Regions from separate parts of the Mus musculus genome. Here region 2 is linked to region 1. A link is a loop called in an ENCODE intact Hi-C map of the cell type or tissue named here. Cell type or tissue: left cerebral cortex. All regions are shown on one strand.

Region 1 (5,000 bases):
ACTGACTATATATCTAAAGATGACCTTGAACTCAGCATCTTCCAGTCTCTGCCTCCCAAGTGCCTGGATTCTGGTTGGGTGCCACCAAGCCCAGCTAAAATTGGCGTCTCATCTTTCTTACTGTCATAAAACCTTGACATACAAATTTGATAGCAAAGCATGAGCCCAGCCGTGGGTGGAGCTTGCTCCAGCTTCTGCTCTGTGGGTCTGGGCTCTCTGGGCTCACTGCAGGTGAGTCTTCAGGGCCGCTGAACAGTTTGGTTTGTGGTGTATTTGGACCAATTTGCAGGTAGAAGTTTAGTCCTTTATCTCATGGATTTTGGGTAAAGGATGTAAACTGATTGCCCCACTCGGTGAGACATCCAAAGTACACAAGTAGCAACAGAACTCAGACGGCCCCGCTGCTGTTTTGTAAATTGCATTAGGAATGAATAACACGGTAGAGAAGGCTTCATGAGATCCTTAAAATGAAAGCAACTGCGAGTTAAGTCAGACCCAGGGCTGTCCCTGTCAGGCCACAGCAGGGTCCAGTGTTTTCAGCAGGAGGCTGGGACCAAGAGGAAGTCCATCCTGGAGGCAAGCATGCCCTTTCTGAGTGGGGACGCTCCTGCCTGCTGCTTTTGGTCACACCTGGGATGGAACACTGTGTGTCCTTCACCATTCTGCTCAGGTCTTAGACTAGTGAGAAGAGGCCAGATCCCTGTTTACATCAGAGTACTGTCTGGAGAGAAACTTTCAATAGTTTCTTGAGAAAACACACAGCTCTCATTGAAGAGTAGCAAACAACCACAGAAAACTGGTGAAGTCTCTCTGGCCCGTGGCAGATTGTCCTGCACTGTCACAAAGGTCCTAGTCTCCCATCTTTTTACAATAATTTTATATTAATGTTAAAAATAATTAAACTTTTATGACTACATTTTTTTGTGAGCAAAAGTTGAGTGTGAGTCTGTAGGGAACAGTGATTTCCCAAGGCTTGCTGTTTCCTGTCAAGAAGGCTTAGCAAGTGTTGCTGACCACGTGCTGTAAGCCCGCTCTTTCTTTACTTGGTGTTAAGATTTTAATCTTGTCCTTGAGATGCTGAGCAGTATTAAAGCCAGGAGGTGTGCTCCCAGGCAGTCATGTCAGGCCCGTGGCTCTGTAGGAGGAGTGTGGGCAATGGGTGGCTGTGACAACGGGCACAATAAGACGTTCATCACATGCATGTGCACATGTGTGTGCGTGCGCACGTGTGTACGCGGGCCCAACAAACCAATCAGAAAGCAGTGTTCACTAACTGGGAGTCTAGAAGAATCCAGGCTCTGACCCCCACCTGCCAAGGAGCAGTGGTCCTGCCACCCAGGTGCCTTGCCTTTGATACCTTGAAACCATAGAAGTAAACACTATTTTAGAAACCTATGCAGACAGAGAGAGAAATAGATGGGTGCGTCTCTATGAGTGCCAGGTCAGCCTGGTCTACATAGTGAGTTCCAGGCCAGTCAGGGCTACACAGAGAGACCTTATTTCAACAACAACAAAAAGCATACATACATATTTCATAGAAGAGAGAGCTTTATATTGTCTACTCTTTCTACTAGCTTTTTCAAAATATCTTCATACAACTAAACACACCCCTCAATTTTTAATTTTACTTTCATAAAATGTTTAAAATAATGATCTGTTGGTTTGACTTTTACACTGTATTTTACTAAGGTTCTCTTGCTCTTTACATTGGAAGTTTTGTTTGTAGACCTACAAAAAGCATAAAATCCTATCAGAAAAACATTAAATATATTAAACAAAAATACATGCAGAAACATACAACTTAAAGACCTGATCCAGGAGCGTGGTCTGGGAGAGGCTAGCAGGAGAGAGCGGGACATGTCAACAGGGCACGTCCATCCGGCACTCACTGGGTGTGGCGCTGTGCTCAGCGCTCTATCTTCCGTGAGCTGGGTACCACTGTGCAGTTTACAGAAAGGACTCTGAAGCTGGGCAGAGTTGGGTCACCGTTCAAAGTTCCGCTCTAAGAGTGCTGTTCTCTCAGGAGGTGGCAGGGACAGTAGGGGGCACTGTTGAGTCGGACGTTGACTTGTGGGAAGCCAGCACTGTGAGCTGTGTGGCAGAACAGGTGGAAGAGGGAGATGTGGCCTGGGAGTCCTGAGAGGAGTTCCCCAGTGGACACGGTGGTGAGGGTGGGCAGAGGACTTTAGTACCACTATGAAGAGAGGAAAGCTTCAGGGGACCGCAGTACTTCGGGGTCTTCAGCTGGTTTCAAGTTGCTCAGTGGCACTGTGTAAACCAGTCACTTGAAGTAAGAGGTAGGCTGTGGCCACAGTGACAGACTTTGATAGTTGGAGGGCAGGACCTGCCACAGGCTGGCTCTTTTCTGGGCATCTTTTAAGGGCTTCGGAAGATGGGAGCATGGGTCCCCTCTACCCTTGTGGCATTCTGCAATTCAGAGCCCATCTACTGTGCTCAGATGGCTGAAACAGCGGGATGAAAAGGCCTCCTCAGGGAGGACATGGGATCTATTATTTGGTTGGCTGATTAGTTTTTTGGGACAGGGTTTCTCTGTGTGGCCCTGGCTGTCCTGGAACTCCCTCTATAGACCAGGCTAACCTTGAACTCAGAAATCCACACACCTCTGCCCCTTGAGTGCTGGGATCACAGGGGTGTGCCACCACACCCAGTGGTATTTTACCTTTAACATAATTCATCGTTAAAGCTACAAGGAACGGGAGCTGGAGAGATGGCTTGGTGGTATGGAGAAGGCACTGCGTTGCTTTTCCAGAGGGATCCAGGTTCAGGAGGCTTGCTCCAAGGAGATCACTGCAGAAACCCATATCACCAAGACACCGAGCAGGCCTCTCAAGGGTTTCCTGTCTCCTAGCATGATGGTATACCTGAGCTGGCTGATGGCTAAGAGGCAAAGGAGACAGAGGGTCTTTGATAATCTCGTTTGGCTCCTGGACAGATAATGGAGAGCCTTTTATGGTCCTTGTTAGTATCGGGTAGTAGCGTCCGTGACCCGGGCCTTCTCCTCAGCCCTATCTGTGTACCTAGTGATGCTCCCCTCAAAGGCGGGTTCTCAGCTACTGAGCTTTGGCCTTTATACCCTGGTCTTGTCGCAGCTGAGCTGTGCGTATCTGTGGGAGAGATGTGTGGGCGCTGGTGGGATTGCTTTTCATTTGGAGCGAGCGTTCTCCAGCGGCTATACCTACAGTGCTTTAAAGGCCGCTTTCTCTCCCTTTTCTAGGGGAAAATAAGTCACCTCCTCGCCCCTGTGGCCTGAATCACTCAGATTCTCTCAGTCGGAGCGACCGGATTGACGCCATGACGCCAACCTTGGGGAGCAGCAACAACCAGCTCAGCTCTTCCTTCCTTCAAGTCTACATCCCTGACTACTCAGTACGAGCCCTCTCTGACCTACAGTTCGTCAAGGTGAGTGGGGAGGGCTGCACGGCTAGATCTGGCAGGTACAGCCACTTCTGACAGCTTCCCCTTGGCTGTCAAAACGTCCCACCTCCCTTCCTGGGCTCAGCGCAGGTTGAGAAACACAGTGACCTCTATTCCATCCCATGAGCCTGAATTAGCCATCTTTCAGAGACCCAAGCAGCTTTCGCTGAAGCTGATAACCATTTTTCTTGTCTCTGAATGTAAGAGGCCAGATGTAGAAATGGTTCTAGTGGTGAGAGCTGGCTGGATCTTGGCAGTCGGTGTGAACCTTTCAGAGTGGCTCAGTTTCTACTCAAGGATGATTCCTCCTAGAGCAAAAGAGTTGGGCCTCCTGGGGTATTCAGTGTGTGATACGGTATTAGGAGACAAGAGAACCTAAAAATAAGTTCTCTTGGTTTGTTTTCTGTGTCCTCTTCTGGCCCCAGATCTCCAGACAGCAATACCAAAATGCCTTGATGGCGTCTCGGATGGACAAAACGCCTCAGTCTTCAGACAGTGAAAATACTAAAATTGAATTGACTCTTACGGAGCTGCATGACGGCTTGCCAGATGAGACGGCCAACTTGCTCAATGAACAGAACTGTGTGTCACACAACAAGGCCAACCACAGCCTGCACAGTGAAGGCGCCATCTAGGGCCCCTCGGGCCCCCTTGTCCGGCCCTCCTGGACTTGGTCTGACCATGACTTCCGCTAGTTGAGCTTGTCTGCCATGCTGCGTCCTACAGCCTTGAGACCAAAGACTTTGCCCCTTTCCCTGGAAGCCGCGGAGGACGGCTGGGGGAGGGATGGAAACTGGACACGTGACATCCACAGCTGGGGCATGGCTTTCAAGAATTCGGAGACAAACTTCTTCCACCCAAATAGAATCATGTTTATTTTTTCAGAACCTTTTATCGTTTCTTTCATCCCTCAATTTGCATGAAATTTAAAAATTGTTTCATTATGTTTTTTTCCAAGAGATCATGTTTTTGTTTCTAAGTGTCTTTTGCAGAGTTTGAAGTTGGTCTTTCCAAGCTAACTCTGCTGTAGCCCCACCGTGTGACCCCGACAGGATGGACTTGCCCCTTTAACGGCCTTCCCTGGCCGTCCCCAGGAGGGATACCTTTCCTCTGTGCCCGGTGGGTGTCGCTGTCGAACTTGATGGATGAATGAAGAAAAATCATGTCACTGCAGAACGTGCCAAGTCTGTCGTCACTGTGGGTGTCGGCGGAAGCTGCAGGTGCCCTCTCTGCACGTAGTGTCCTTTTGAAAATATGATGTCTAACCCCATCCCTTTCCCTCAGGAAGGATTAATTTAACGTTTGCTTGGGGATGTGATCTTGTTCCCACCCTAAGGAATTTTTATCACCAAAATGAATGTTAATGAATTTTAAACCCATGGTTTATCATTGGCAGGAGGCAATGACTTCATCCCCCATTCCTGTAACCTCTGGTGGTCTGGGACATCAGCTAGCCCCCACCCCAACCCCTCACTCTTGCTAACCCAAGCTGCTGCTACAGGTGCCAAGTGGAAACCTTCCATGGGGCTTCTTAATGAACATGTGGTGGTGGCGGCTACAGGATG
Region 2 (5,000 bases), 160 kb after region 1:
ACAGTGGAGAGACAGCTCAGCAGTTAAGGGCAGTAACTGTTCTTCCAGAGGGCCCAGGTTCACATGGTAGCTTATAACTATCTGTAAGTGTCCTCTTCTAACCTCCCTGGGTACTGTGTGCAGGCAGTGCACTACCGCTATATGAAGGCAAAACACCCAGACACACATAAAAGTTTTTAAAAATTAAACTTAAAACAAGAAAGAAGGCTGCAGATGAGCTCAATAGCATTGCCTAGCAAATATGAAGCCCGATTCTGCAAAAGGAAACAACTGAATTGTTTACTCTTGACCATCTCTAGGATCTGGAACGCTTAAACAAAGACACAGGTACATAAGTCTACATATTTGGTAATCTTTACCATTATTCCAGTATTTTGAGAAAAATGATGTTATAAATATTACAAAGTATGTACTAGCAGTAAGGACTATTTACCTCAAACTTTGCATAATAGCTAAATCTGATGAATGAAAAAGCAAAGCTATGAGAGCTATGAGCTGGAGAGATGGCTCAGCGTTTTTGAGCACTGACTGCTCTTCCAGAGGTCTTGAGTTCAATTCTCAGCAACCACATGGTGGCTCACAACCATCTGTAATCGGATCTGATGCCCTCTTCTGGTGTGTCTGAAGAGAGCAATGGTGTATTTATATATATAAAATAAATGATTCAAAAAAAAAAAAGAAAGAAAGAAAAGCTATATAAAGATACATTTTCTTTTTTTTTTCTTTTGTTTTTTTTCAGACAGGGTCTCTCTATGTAGCCCTGGTTGTCCTGAACTCATTCTGTAGTCCAAGATAGCCTCGAACTCAGAAATCAGCCTGCTTCTCTCTCCCAAGTGCTGGGATTAAAGGTGTGTGCCACCACCGCCTGGCAAGATACATTTTCGGTTGACCCATAACTAGAATTTTGAGTACATTTTATTTTTATTTTTTGGCTTTTCGAGACAGGGTTTCTCTGTGTAGCCCTGGCTGTCCTGGAACTCCCTCTGTAGACCAGGCTGGCCTCTAACTCAGAGATCCACCTGCTTCTGCCTCCTAACTGCTGGGAATAAAGGCGTGTGCCACCACCAAGATTTATTTTGATTTTCAATAACATGCAAGGTCTGACGTTTTCTAATTTACAAACAATCTCTAGTTCTACTACCAACTGCAAAAGAACTGGAATGTAGGCCTAGAAACCTGTTAGCATTTCTCACATCTCTACTTTTCCCTAAAATCAAGACATGGTTATCAGTGCAATAAGAAATGGAGGCTATGATTGATGGCTAATCTTAGCTGTTAACTACACTATATCTGGAATCAACGAAAACCAGGCAGTTGGGCATACATGTGAAGAATTTTCTTAATTGGATCACTGAGGTCAGAAAATCCACCCTAAAAATGGGTCACAGCTTCCGGTGGCTGGCAGCCTATCTCACTGGCAAGTACACCTGTCCTGCTGCCGAGGCATCACTGCACTGGTCTCAGTACACAGACTGAAGCCCAGCTGTCTTAGCCCTGAGGGCTGAACATACACCAGATTCTCGGCCTTCTTATTAGGAGACAGACAGAGTTGAGACCAATTGGACCACAGCCTGTAAAGCCTTCTAATAAACCTCTCTTGTATATATTATATGCATATTTAATTCATATGTTGTATATGTATGTATGTATATATACACATATATATATATATATATTCATGACATCAGCTTTGTTCCTCTGAAGAACTGGCTAATATAATGGGTAACCCAGATGTGATCAGAGTTGGAGGTGGGACTCACAATGTGTCAACACTGAATTAACAGTCTCAGTCATCTACATCATAAAAAAGCCGCTCCCACACTCCAGAGAGCACTCTTTCTCCATCTGTCAAAGGTCATCCTGCAACCTCACCTTCCTTTTACACACATGTACTGTACCTGACAAGCTGGATCAAGACCCATTTTTCTTCTAAGAAATTTTTCTACATGCCCGATAGTTGCTTCTCCTGAAACACGCACAAACTTCTTTTCCAATGGCTGCAGAAACAGAGAAGACTTTTCAGATTATGTAAATGTATACATACATAAAACGTACAAGCTATTTTATAGAGCAGATTTTAAAGCAAAGATGATTTTATGATTTTGAGTCAATTTGTAGTCTAAAAAAAGTAGAAATTCTGGAAATCTTTTAGATACATACCAACAAACTTTGTAATAGAAAGGCGTGTTAGTTAACTTTAAAGCTCATGTAAAACAAAACACCCGATACAATGGGACATGCCTGACATCCTAACCCTTGACAGGGGGAGGCAGGAAGACTGTAAATTCACGATCAGCCTAAGCTGACGGTTGGCATCCTGTCCAAGCCACTGCAGTGCCTGCTTGTCGTTCCAACTACTTGGGAAGGCAACACAGGAGGATCTCTTGAGTACTAACTCCACAGCAAGGTAAGACATGTCTGCAGTTTCGGCTAGAGAGACTGAGGCAGGGGGTTTTTACTTAAGTCTAAGAGCTGAGACAGTCTGGACACTTGCTTTTTAAGCAAGGCATGGTAGCTCACACCTGTGATCCCAGTATTCCAGGGGCTGAGAGAGGAAAACTGCTATGAGCTAAGGACAGCCTAAGCCACAAGCCTATCTCCAAAGAGTAAAAAGGAAAAGAGAGGAGGAGAGGAGGGAGAAGGAGGGAGAGGGAGAGAAGTTTTTCTTTTTAAATTTTAAAATGAGAATAAATCTAGTCACAGGTGGCTTGAGTTACAGAGTGTGGTGCTGGCAAGAATGCTCTGGGTTCTGCCTGCTGAGCACCTCCCCTGCTCCTGCTGCCATCTTATAATAACTGTTCTAGGATCCTCAGAGGCATTGGAAGGTCTCCAGTAAAAGGGCAGTCGCCTTAGATTTCTAGACACAGCAGAGCCTCAGAAGATCACCCCACTGTGAGGACATCTCCAGCCAGAGAGTATCAATCATCTCAGGAACTGAACTGTCTGTCTCCGCAGACATTAAAACTGCTCTGAACCACCTTCAAGAGCCAGAACTAAGATAATGACCCATCAGGTCACAGTTTGGTCAAAATTTGATCATTGTACATTCCTGCTGCCTCCTGCCCCAGCAGCTCTTCTATTTAAATCTAAAGTTGCCAGGCACGGTGACTCACACATAGAACATTGGCACTCAGAGACAGAGACTGAGGCAGGCAGACTGCCATGGATCCAAGGCCAGATGAGGATACATGAATTCCAGGTTAGCCTAGGTTACAGAATCAGAACCTGTTTGAAAAACACAATTAACCTTCACCACTACAAAAAACTATGCCAGTGACCTAAAGACAAACTTGAGTCATGGAACCTCTTTATCTGCTCCTCTTCCTGCTGTGGCAATACTGATTAAACCTCTTTCTAATGTTTTCCATCAATATATCTTTTTCAGAGTCTCCTGTAATCCACGATGACTTTGAACTTGACGTGTATCTCACAAGTGCTGGACTCATAGAATATGCAACACACTCCATTTATGAACCTAGGGCTTCACGCACGCTAGGCAAGTTAAGTATTGCATCAACCATTCATCTCTCTAAATGTCACACTAGGGTGGGCAGCTGAGCCTTGTGTGTTGGGACTTCTACAGCCATGGGTTTTCCCTTAAAACTCTCGAAAAAGCCAGTGGTGGTGGCCAACACCTTTAATCCCAGCACTTGGGAGGCAGAAAGAGGCAGATTTCTGAGTTCAAGGCCAGCCTGGTCTACAGAGTGAGTTCCAGGACAGCCAGGGCTACACAGAGAAACCCCATCTCAAAACAAAACAAAACAAAAAACAAAAAAAACCCAACAACAACAACAAAAAAAAAACACCAAAAAACAAACAAAAAACTCTTCAAATAGATGCCACAAACGAAACAACCCTGACCTTTCCTTAATAAAAGTAATCAGAGTCTGTATCACAGAGATTTTACTTTCGTAGGTGTCTCTAGCTTGCTATTTATCTCAACAACTGACAAAGTATAATACAAAGTAGTTCTTACCTCAAATCTCAGTGAATGCTTGAAGTGACAAGTTAAGGCAGGTTAACTTCAGCCAAAAATGTTAAATATACAAGTTTAAATTCATGTTAAACTCTAAGCACCAACTACACAAAAGCACTTTGAATTTTTTTTTTTTTTTTTGAGACTGGTCTCACTACAATAGCCCAGGCTGGCCTTGAATTTTTGATCCTCTTTTTCAGCCTCTAGAGTAGTTATACCACATCTGACTCTTAGAATTTTTTTAAATTACCACATTAAAATCAGGCCTAGTGGGACATGCTTGTAGCTATAGCACTTAGAAGGTAGAGGCAGGAGGATGAAGAATTCCAAGTAATCCATGGCTAATAAGTTCAAGGCCAGAAGGAACCTGTCTCCAAAAACTAAAATATAAAAAAAAAATTACCAATCAATGGGGCATGTGGCTTTGTAAATTACTTATTTTCCTTACTTCACTTCTTTGAATCAGTAACAAGTCCCTAGTCAATGTTTCTTACTCTGAGAAACTACTATAGTATTACTGTTGAATTTCAGTAACTTGTCAAACATTTATATTTTAATTGAAGATAATTTCTACTTGGTTGCTAATCTGATTCAGAATTTATACCTACAGAATCCTCTTATAAAGTAAACAAAAAATGAAATACCTTAAAATGTCCGGTGTCTTCATTAGCACTAAAAAGAAAGGAAAAGTTAATCAAAACAATATTTTAAATTACATGCTTAATCATAAAACAAAAGAAAAATAACATGAACATTTCATATGCAGCAATTCATTTTACTCAGAAAAAAAATTGTTTGGTTGGTTAGTTGGTTGGTTGGTTTGTGTGTGTATGTGTGTTTTGGAGACAAGTTTTCTCTACATCCTGGAATCCACTCTGTAGACCAGGCTGGCCTCGAAGTCAGATTTGAACTCAGCTTTGCATCCCAAGCTCTGTGATTAGAGCCGTGTGCCTCCTTGGAGGGCTATAAACTTTACATCTATTTATTTACAATGGCGGTCACGCTGCTGCTTGCGTGCGTGGTC

Evidence for each region. Peaks named below come from ENCODE experiments on the same cell type or tissue, not always from the same donor. Only the 100,000 strongest peaks of a DNase experiment are listed, where the experiment ranks them.
Region 2: a loop joins it to region 1, with 5 times the contacts of the local background. A loop is called at or near these places in 12 of 42 quality-filtered maps.

What each region holds. Positions count from the first base shown.
Region 1 is chr19:46,873,973-46,878,972 of GRCm38, forward strand. It overlaps Cnnm2 (cyclin M2), which reads left to right. Exons shown (of 8, transcript NM_033569.3): 7 at 3,236-3,420; 8 at 3,861-4,608. The coding sequence ends at 4,070. Among named protein-coding and RNA genes, the nearest start is that of Nt5c2, 86 kb to the right of the region's middle. In left cerebral cortex, CTCF peaks have their summits at 2,036 (motif pointing right) and 4,558; DNase peaks (open chromatin) are centred at 2,054 and 4,585; H3K27ac peaks cover 758 bases.
Region 2 is chr19:47,038,146-47,043,145 of GRCm38, forward strand. Pcgf6 (polycomb group ring finger 6) reads right to left here. Exons shown (of 10, transcript NM_027654.3): 7 at 4,621-4,648; 8 at 1,899-1,997. Among named protein-coding and RNA genes, the nearest start is that of Pcgf6, 10 kb to the right of the region's middle. In left cerebral cortex, no CTCF peak of the experiment used is centred here; DNase peaks (open chromatin) are centred at 2,790 and 3,120.